Regions from separate parts of the Homo sapiens genome. Here region 1 is linked to region 2. Evidence: read pairs that join two places in POLR2A ChIA-PET (ENCODE). Cell type or tissue: Panc1. All regions are shown on one strand. Links, peaks and the distances in the headings refer to the core of each region. The heading gives the core; the rest is flanking DNA.

The links. ChIA-PET counts read pairs that join two places held together with the same protein. Peaks named below come from ENCODE experiments on the same cell type or tissue, not always from the same donor. Only the 100,000 strongest peaks of a DNase experiment are listed, where the experiment ranks them.
Region 1: POLR2A ChIA-PET joins it to region 2 with 5 read pairs; 5 of 35 experiments call an interaction of 5 or more read pairs at or near these places.

What each region holds. Positions count from the first base shown.
Region 1 is chr1:150,674,292-150,679,670 of GRCh38, forward strand. The region is part of intron 2 of GOLPH3L (golgi phosphoprotein 3 like); the gene reads right to left. Among named protein-coding and RNA genes, the nearest start is that of GOLPH3L, 20 kb to the right of the region's middle. In Panc1, for the core only: no CTCF peak of the experiment used is centred there; no DNase peak of the experiment used is centred there.
Region 2 is chr1:150,372,670-150,378,048 of GRCh38, forward strand. The region is part of intron 1 of RPRD2 (regulation of nuclear pre-mRNA domain containing 2); the gene reads left to right. Among named protein-coding and RNA genes, the nearest start is that of RPRD2, 11 kb to the left of the region's middle. In Panc1, for the core only: no CTCF peak of the experiment used is centred there; no DNase peak of the experiment used is centred there; H3K27ac peaks cover 560 bases.

The DNA of each region.
Region 1 (5,379 bases), core at 271-5,270, 300 kb after region 2:
TCTCTGTCACCCAGGCTGGAGTGCAGTGGCATGATCTTGGCTCATTGCAACCTCCGCCTCCTGGGCTCAAGCGATTCTCCTGCCTCGGCCTCCCGAGTAGCTGGGATTACAGGCATATGTCACTAGGCCTAGCTAATTTTTTTGTATTTTGAGTACAGACAGGGTTTCACCATGTTGGCCAGGGTAGTTTCGAACTCCTGACCTCAGGTGATCTACCTGCCTTGGCCTCCCAAAGTGCTGGTATTACAGGCGTGAACCACCGCACTCGGCCTTTTTCTTTTTTTTAAAGAGATGAGGTCTTGGCCTGGTATGGTGGCTCCTACCTATAATCCCAGCACTTTGCCAAGCTGAGGCGGGAGGATAGCTGAGGCACGAGGACCACTTAAGTCCAAAGTTCGTAACCAGCTTAGGCAACATACTGAGACTCCATCTATATAAAAAATTTTAAAAATTAGCCAGGTGTGGTGGCACATGCCTGTAGTCCCACTTACTCAGGAGGCTGAGGTGGAAGGATCCCTCAAGCCCAGGAGGTCAAGGGGGCAGTGAGCCATGATCATGCCACTGCACTCTAGCCTGGGCAAGAGAGTGAGACCCTGTCTCAAAGGAAAAAAAAGAGAGAAACAGGGTTTCACTCTGTCATACAGGCTAGAGTACAGTGGCACAATCATGGCTCACTGCAGCCTCAAACTCCTGGGCTTGAGTTATCCTCCCTTGTGGTTAGGACTACAGGTGTGTACCACCACGTCTGGCTAATTAAAAAAAAAAATTTGTAGCAATAGGGTCTGGCTATGTTGCCCAGGCTGGTGTTGAAGACCTGGCCTCGAGTGATCCTCCCACTTCAGCCTCCCAAGTAGCTAGGATTACAGATGTGAGCCACCTGGCCTGGCTTCCAATGATTTAAAACGGACTTAGAAACACAAGCAATTATGTTACGTTCAAACCTTAGAAGAGCAAAACTAGGTAAGTGTAGATTTTTTTTTTTTGTGGTCAAATAGCTTTTCTCTCCTTGATTACTAGCATATACACATTGTAGAAAATTTGAAAACAAAAAAATTCATAAAAAATAAAAATCACCCATAAATTCCATTACCCTATGATCATATGGGTGTATGTACAACCAAACTTTTCTGTATACATAAAATACATGTATCTTCTACCCATCAACCTATTTTCCCATCTCCTTCTCTCCCAACCCCAATTCTGGGGCGTCCCTTCATAGCAAAGGTTTGTGTGAATTATGGAACAACAGTATGATATATATGTTATAAACCTCAACAAAATATTACCAGCCTGGGCAGCATGTTGAAACCCCGTCTCTACTAAAAATACAAAAAATTAGATAGGTGTGGTGGCATGTGCCTGTAGTCCCAGCTACTTGGGAGGCTGAGGCAGGAGAACTACTTGAATCTGGGAGGTGGAGGTTGCAGTGAGCCAAGCTCGCGCCACTACACCCCAGCCTGGGCGACAGAGTAAGAGAGACTCTGTCTCAAAAAAAAAAAAAAAAAAAAAAAAAAAAGTATTGAGGAGTAGAGATAGAAGAAACTGCGAAGAGTACTGATTTCATCATCTTTCACTACAGGGAGTCAGTAGGATATTGTCTAAAACTGAGTAATGTGGTAAGAAAACACAACCCCAATTTTTTTTTAACATTTTTGATTGAACTCCTCCCTCCCTCCCTCCCTTCCTTTTTTTTTTTGTGTCTCCCTTTGTCACTCAACCAGGCTGCAGTAGAGGTGCAGTGGTGTGAACATGGCTCACTGTAGCCCCAACCTCCTAGACTCAAACAATCGTCTGGCCTCAGCCTCCTAAGTAGCTGGAACTACCAGCGCATGCCACCATGCCTGGCTAATTTTTGTATTTTTTGCAGAGACAAGGTTTTCCGATGTTGCCCAAGCTAGTCTCCAACTCCTGAGCTCAGGTGATGCTCCTGCCTTGGCCTCTCAAAGTGCTGGGATTACAGGCTGAGCCACCATGCCCAGCCAACAGTTTCAAACATACACAAAGTAGAGAGATTATGTAGCTCTATGTAGCCATCACCTAGTTTCAACAGTTATCAATATAATCTTTCATCTTTACCACCCACCCCACCCAAACCCAGATTATTTCTGTACAAATTCCAGCTACTATATAATTTCATCCAAAAAATACTGCATATTCTCCCCAAGAGATTAGGATTTTTTAAAAAAAGAACTGTAATACCAATATCATACCTAAAACAACCCAATAAGAACTCCAGTAAGCCTTCATATTCCATCAATTGTTTAGTAAATTTTTTTTTACAGTTGCTTTGTTTGAATCTGGAGCCAAAGTCCATACTTAGTCTTCTGTATTTCATACATTCTATTTTTTTTTTTTTTTTTTTGAGATGGAGTTTCACTCTGTCACCCAGGCTAGCAGGCTGGAGTGCAATGGCTCGATCTTGGCTCACTGCAACCTCCGCCTCCCGGGTTCAAGCAATTCTCCTGCCTCAGACTCCCGAGTGGTTGGGATTACAGCCACCCGCCACCAAGCCTGGCTAATTTTTGTATTTTTAGTAGAGACTGGGTTTCACCATGTTGGCCAGGGTGGTCTTGAACTCCTGACCTCAGGTGATCCACCTGCCTCAGCTTCCAAAAAATGCTGGGATTACAGGCGTGAGCCACCGTGCCCAGCCTACATGTGTAATTTTAAAAGTAAAATGAAATATAATTTCATTTCATTTGGGGCCTCAGACTCCCAAAGTGCTGGGATTACAGGTGTGAGCCACCGTGCCAGGCTACATGCGTAATTTTATTTTATTATTTATTTATTTATTTTTGAGATGGAGTCTCACTCTGTCACCCAAGCTGGAGTGCAGTGGCGCGATCTTGGCTCACTGCAACCTCTGCCTCCCGGGTTCAAGCAATTCTCCTGCTTCAGCCTCCTGAGTAGCTGGGATTACAGGCATGAGCCACCGTGCCTGGCCTATTTATTTATTTATTTTTGAGACAGAGTCTCGCTCCATTGCCCAGGCTGGAGTGCAGTGGTGTGATCTTGGCTTACGGCAACTTCTGCCTCCTGGGTCCAAGTGATTCTCTTGCCTCAACCTCCTGAGTAGCTGGGATTACAGGCGTATGTCACCGTGCCTGGCTAAGTTTTTGTATTTTTAGTAGAGATGGGGTTTCATCATGTTGGCCAGGCTGGTCTTGAACTCCTGACCTCAGGTGATCCACCTGCCTCAGCCTCCAAAAAATGCTGGGATTACAGGCGTGAGCCACCATGCCCAGCCTACATGTGTAATTTTAAAAGTAAAATGAAATATAATTTTACTTAACAGAAAAAAAATGAAGTGAAACAATTACTAAACTTCAAACATTTCTTTTTTTTTTTTTTTTAATTTGAGACAGGGTCTCACTCTGTCACCCACGCTGGAGTGCATAATCGTAGCTCACTGCACCCTCTACTTCTCGAGCTCAAGCAATCCTACCACCTCAGCCTCCTAAGTGGATGGAACTACGGGCACATGCCACCATGCCCATTTAATCTTTTAATTCTTTTAGAGATGAGGGTCTTGCTATGTTGCCCAAGCTGGTCTCAAACTCATAGACTCAAGTGATCCTCCCACCTTGGCCTCCCAAAGTGCTAGGATTACAGGCATGAGCCACCACACCTGGCCTCAAACAGTTGTTTCTTATAAGAGATATGTCATGATGTTGGCTATGGGTTATCAAGTAAAAAGGAAAAAAAAATTTTTTTAAAGAGAAATGTGGCTGGGCACGGTGGCTCATGCCTGTAATCCCAGCACTTTGGGAGGCTGATGTGGGCGGATCACCTGAAGTCAGGAGTTCGAGACCAGCCTTACCAACATGGAGAAACCCCGTCTCTACTAAAAATACAAAATTAGCTGGGCGTGGTGGCACATACCTGTAATCCCAGCTACTCGGGAGGCTGAGGCAGGAGAATCACTTGAACCCGGGAGGCGGAGGTTTCAGTGAGCCGAGATCGCCTTGGGCAACAAGATCGAAACTCCGTCTCAAAAAAAAAAAAAAAAAAAAAAAGGACAAATGTCCTATAAATTCCTTTCTAAGATTTAAAAAAGAGATTATTAAGAGGTTGGGGTCATTTTTAAAAACTAGATGTTTCAATTTTAGATAACGTCTAAGTGACTCCTTATTATGAAAGATACAAGTTAATATCCTTCCCATATTTTATTACCTTACTTCCCAATTTTAAAATTATAACTTTTATTCTGTGTAGACTCATAATATGTATATTCTATTCTATAACTATAATTCACCAGATCTGCTCTACTTTATCTGAATGTATGCAGAGAGAGCTGATGCTGGTTACATGAGAGTTTATTATATTGTTTTTTACACATTTTTGTATGCCTGAATTATTTGTAATTTTGAAAAAAAGGAATGTTTTAAACTAAAAAATGATGTTTGGCGGGGTGCGGTGGCTCATGCCACCGAGGCAAGCAGATCATAAGGTCAAGAGATCAAGACCATCCTGGCCAACATGGTGAAACCCCATCTCTAGTAAAAACACAAAAATTAGCTGGTGTGGTGGCACACGCCTGTAGTCCCAGCTACTCGGGAGGCTGAGGCAGAACTGCTTGAACCTGGGAGGCAGAGGTTGCAGTGAGCCGAGAGCCAAGATCCAGCCTGGCGAGGGAGCAAGGCTCCGTCTCAAAAAAACAAAAAGTTTAAGAATATTTACAGTATTTCTGGGAAGTAAGATTTCTTCTTTTTTTAATGTTGTTAATTATACTTCCCTCTATTGCTTAAATTCTTTATCAAGAGCATTTTTTCCTAAAACAAACAGGAAAAACAAGTTTGTGTGAACCTTCACAATTTTAAGACTGGTATTATTCCCTTAAATCTTTCTTATGAGTGAAAATGTTAAAAGGGTGATAGTGCTGAGAAAGATTTGTCACATAAGCATAAATAGTACAATTAGATGCATACATAGAATGGGCAGTGGTATTATGTCTGCAGTATTCTACTTGACCAACCCAAAGCACTACCCCAAATAGCGAAGTACAGAAGCTCAGAAATCACAGCACAGTTTTCTCACTATTCTACTAGGCAAAAATTCTAGATTAAAGTTGAAAATGAAATCTAGAATTTAGTCTTCTGGCAGACATTTAAGTTCCTCACCTATTACCAAAATGAAAGACCCCAAAACTTAATTGCATGCAGTCACAAATCTTATCTCAAAAGTTAATTAGCCAAAATTTAAAGCTGGTTAGAAATAATAAAAAGGGCTGGGCGCAATGGCTCGCACCTGCAATCCTAGCACTTTGGGAGACCGAAGCAGGACTGCTTGAGGTCAGGAGTTAGAGACCAGCCTGGGCAACAAAGTGAAACTCCCTGTCTCTACAAGAAAATAAAAAAAATTAGCCAGGCATGGCGGCAT
Region 2 (5,379 bases), core at 189-5,188:
GGAAGGCCTCACTGAGAAGGTGACATCTGAGTAAGGAGGTATGATATTAAGCAATATAGACATGAGGGTATGAGGTGGGCATGTTCAAGACTAAGTGAACAGAAAAAACAAAAGTCCTGAGGTTAGAGTGTGCCTGGTGAGTTTAGGGAGCAGCAAGAAAGCTTCTGTGACTGGAAAGGAGTTGTTAAAATGAAGATTAGTGGATGAGTTCAAAGAGATTATGGTGGGTGGTGTTGGGGAGGGGTGAAATGGGATTCACCAAGGGTTTTATAGGCATTGTAAGGACTTTGGTTTTTATTCAGAGTGAGATGGTGAGCCATTTAAGCAAAAGGAGATGAACTCTTTTTTTTTCTTTTTTTTTTGAGACGGAATTTTGCTCTGTTGCTCAGGCTGGAGTGCAATGGCACCATCTCGGCTCACTGCAACCTCTGCCTCCCGGGTTCAAGCGATTCTCCTGTCTCAGCCTCCTGAGTAGCTGGGATTACAGGTGCATGCCACCATGCCCAGCTAATTTTTGTATTTTTAGTAGAGACAGGGTTTCATCATATTGGTCACGCTGGTCTCGAACTCCTGACCTCAAGTGATCCGCCCGCCTCAGCCTCCCAAAGTGCTGGGATTACAGGCGTGAGCCACCACGCCTGGCACTCGTTTGTTTTTAAAAGGTTATTCTTGTTTCTGCTGGAACAGGGATACCAATTAGATGGCTATTGTAATCCAGTGTAAAATATTGATGGCTTGGACCAGGTTATGGCCAGCGGAAGTGATAAGTAATTTAATTCTAGATCTATTTTGAAAGTAGGTCCAGCCAGATTTCTAGGTGGATTAAATGTGGGGTGAGAGAGGAGGAGAATAATCAAGAATGACTTTTTTTTTTTTTTTTTTTTTAGCTTGAGCAACTAGAAAGATAAGAGTTGACATTTATTGATATGGGGAAGGCTGTGAGTGGAGCAGATTTTGGGAAGAAGATGAGAAATTTAGTTTTGGATGTGTTAGGTTTGGGATGTCTATTTTAAGAAATCTTTTTTAAAGATATAATTCACAAAAAATATACTCATTTAAAGTGTACAATTCAATTGTTTTAGTATATTCATAGAGTTGTTCAGCAATCACCATAGCGTGTCTAGTATATGGATTGTTTTTAGAGCCAGGAAGCTGGAAGAGATCAACTAGAGAGAGAGTGTAGATAGGGAAGTAAGTCTAGTAAGATAGAGCAGCAAGTACAGATATAGAAGAGGTCCAGAGAGAAGGCTATGGTATTATGAAATCTCTATTTGGTCTCTGTCCCATTTCCTGGCATACTACTTCAAAAATCCTTGGGTCTTCAAGGTGATAAGTGTCATTTTGTATGCTAATGAGTTGACTGATGGTTGGCATCCCCTGGGTAGCCTAAGGATGGGGGCTGGTCACTGGAAAGAATAAGGCAGGACTAGAGGTTGTGACTTTCCGCCCTACCATCTAACCTCTGGGGAAGGGAGAAGAGCTGAAGGGGTAAACTGAACACCAGTGGCCAGTGGTTTAATTAATTATGCCTTCATAACGAAACTTCCATAAAAATCCAAAAGGACTGGTTTTGGGAAGCTTCTAGACAGCAAAACATATGGAGGTTCCTGGAGGTTGGCATGCCCAGAAAGAACCTAGAAGCTCTGCACTCTTAGCCCTACCTTGCCCCCTCCATCTCTTCATCTGGTGTTCATTGGTGTCCTTTGTTATGTCCTTTATAATTAACCAGTAAACGTGTTTCCCTGAGTTCTGTGAGCTGCTCAAGCAAATTAATGGAACCCAAGAAGGGGGTTGTGTGAGCCCCGATTTATGGTGGTTGGGTCAGAGCAAATGTTAACCTGAGATTTGTGATTGGCATGGGAAGTGGGGGGCAGTCTTGTGAGACTGAGCACTCAGTCTGTGGGATCTGATGCTCTCTTCCAGTGTCAGAATTGAATTGGAGGGCACCTAGCTGGTGTTCATTGCAGAATTGCTTGCTTGGTGTGTGTGGGGAGAACTCTCATACATTTGGTCAAAGAAGTCTTTGTTGATTGTTGAATGAGAATGTAGGAAAAGCACTTTTAAGTTTGTTTATTCTCTATTCTCAGAAGGCTGTTGGGGCATTCTAGTATTTTAGATGACTCTTTCTACTTAGTCTAGTGTGTTATTGGCTTAGGTTCTTTTTGAGGTTCAAGGTAAACTTTGTCTCAGCCCCCCAAAGAAGTAATAAATCTATTTTGGTCTCTTGCGTATTTTTACTCTTGGTTTACGCTTAATGGCATTTCTGTATTCATTGAGCAGGAGCTCTGTTATAATTGGTTATTATCCACCCTCTCCCTCCCCTTTAGATGCCTAAGTCACCTTTTTTTTTTTTCATTCCATTGCTCTAGGTTCATAGAGTTATAGGTGGTATTTTTCCAGGTTTCTGGCAATGTTTCGAAACATGGAACTGTCTTAATTATAAACTATAATTATTGTAATGGTATATATTAAGCCTTTTTGTCTGTATTGTGAGACTTTCCAAGCAGTTGTTATCTTCTTCCTTTTAGCTGCTTAGTCTCTTACAGCAGAAGGGTGATTTCATCCATGGCCTTAGGTGGGTTTGAAGCAATATGTAAAACATAATTTTACTATACCAAATTCCATAGTAAGCTAAAGAGTAAATTTTGTAGCAAATAAACATTCCCATAACTAAAAGTGTGAAACACTACTGACAAACTTCACATGGTTCTGTGACATGGAGGTATCTTGAAAGGAAAATTACAATAGCAGTGGAAAAACACTAATATTAAAATTTGCTCACAGAGGCCACCCAGAATTACTTTAATGTTAGTTTTGTCTGTAGAGGAGGGACGAGTGTATGTATGTGCGTAATTTTTTAGGGAGTAGAAGCTTACTGATTTTATTCTTTTTTGTTGTTATCAGCTTCCTTGGGTTGAATGATTTTACTCTTAATGATTTGGCTTCCTGCCTTTCTTAAACTAATAAATAATAGTTGCATCAAAATTCTTTCTTCCTCCTAGGCTTTTGTCAGTTATGTTCTCTTTTTTCCTCCCACTTTTTCCAGGTGTTTATTGTTTTACAGCAGTACTTTTAAAAGTCAAAAGGGGAGATTTTGGTCAGTTGTTTTAAAATTTCAATTGAGAATTAAGGATACATGAGGTTTAATTTGTTGAAGGAACTCAGAGACCCTAATAAAAATTACCCAAGAACAGAACAATTTACAAACCAGCTTGACTGACTTTCTCATCTATTTGTCAAGGAAACAAAAAGTAGTTGTGTTTCGTAGTGATTTCAAATTCCACTGCCCCCACAGATATTAATTATAGAACACTGGAGGAATGTACATCTTAGGGAGAAAGTAGTAGAACCTAGTTATTCCTTTTGAGAAAAGGCAACAATTCCATCTGTGCTTTGAAATATTAAAGCTTTTCTGGCTAAGATAAAGATAGTTTTTAAAAATGCTTCATTCTTATTCTCTTGTTTTTAGAGAAATATTGAAATAGAGGCTCTTTGATGAAGGAAATGAAAATGTTTGGTTTGCTGGGTTTAAATTTTACTAGTGTTTGATTGAGGCCTTGATCTCTCCCTCATCTCTCTTTCTTCACTTCTTTCTCTTATAATTAATTTCACTTACTTGCACTTTCTAGTTCTCTGGAATCCATTAGCAGAGAGAGAGAGTGATTCTTTATTACCCTTTAGTAAAAGTTGCACTGTGAAAGGAAAAAAGGATCTTTTAATGTTTGGGATTATAACTTAACATTTTTTGTTTTAAAAAACCTAGAATGGATCCTGAGCTGTTTTTGTGTTCCTTTACTGTCATCATAGTTTTAGAGTGTAGCATGATACAGTCTTTTTTTTTTTTTGAGACGGAATCTTGCTCTGTTTGTTGCCCAGGCTGGAGTGCAGTGGCGCCATCTCGGCTCACTGCAAGCTCCGCCTCCCGGGTTCACGCCATTCTCTCGCCTCAGCCTCCTGAGTAGCTGGGACTACAGGCGCCCGCCACCACGCCCGGCTGATTTTTTGTATTTTTAGTAGAGAAGGGGTTTCACCGTGTTAGCCAGGATGGTCTCGATCTCCTGACCTCGTGATCCGCCCGCCTTGGCCTCCCAAAGTGCTGGGATTACAGGCGTGAGCCACCGCGCCCGGCCGATACAGTCTTTTAAAATGATGATCTTTGTGTCTAGGAGGCAGTATTACTTGAAAGATTAAAATTCTCTTATAATATGTTATGCCTAAAGATACAGAATGAGAAAATGAACTTAGAAATACTGAGTGCTGGCCGGGCGCTGTGGCTCACGCCTGTAATCCCAGCACTTTGGGAGGCCAAGGTGGGGAGATCACCTGAGGTCAGGAGTTTGAGACCAGCCTGGCCAACATGGTGAAACCTTGTCTCTACTAAAAATACAAAAATTAGCTGAGCGTGGTGGCATGTGCCTGTAGTCTCAGCTACTCGGGAGGCTGAGGCAGGAGAATTGCTTGAACCCAGGAGGCAGCAGTTGCAGTGAGCTGAGATTACGCCACTACACTCCAGCCTGGTGACAGAGCGAGACTATCTCCAGAAAAAAAAAGAAAAAAAGAAAGGAAATATTGAGTACTTCCTCTATGTAAACCCCTGTATTGGGTGCTGAAAGAGATGGAATTATAAGGAACTTAACATTTAGTAAATGGGCCGGGCGCGGTGGCTCACGCCTGTAATCCCAGTACTTTGGGAGGCCGAGGCGGGCGGATCACGAGGTCAGGAGATTGAGACCATCCTGGCTGACGGTGAAACCCCGTCTCTACTAAAAATACAAAAAATTAGCCAGGCGTGGTGGCGGGCGCCTGTAGTCCCAGCTACTCGGGAGGCTGAGGCAGGAGGATGGTGTGAACCTGGGAGACAGAGCTGGCAGTGAGCCGAGATCGTACCACTGCACTCTAGCCTGGGCGACAGAGCAAGACTGCGTCTCAAAAAAAAAAAAAAAACATTTAGTAAGTAAGATAGGAATTGAACACATATAACTGGTTCTGGGAAGTATAATAATATGAGTTTTATATGCTCTAACAGTTTAGAATAGGTATCACTTTGGTTGGATTGCTGGATCCTTATTGTTTACTGAGGATCCTTACTAGCTATCATACATGTATTACCTATAATCTTGATGTCAGCTCTGCAAAATATGAATTTGTAAATTTATAAAAAATATGAATTTATAAAATATAGATGTGTAACAGTTGAATTTATAAATTTATTAAAAATTTATAAATTGAGTCTCAGAGAAGTAAATTGATTATTTTGGGGAAATTGTCAGAACATTTATAGTGTAGGAAAAGGAAACGTGCCTGGTTTCAGAGTGGCTAAGCATAAGCTTAATTTTGTTTTATATAAGCAGAAGTCACGTGAAGGTAAGTGGGAGAAAG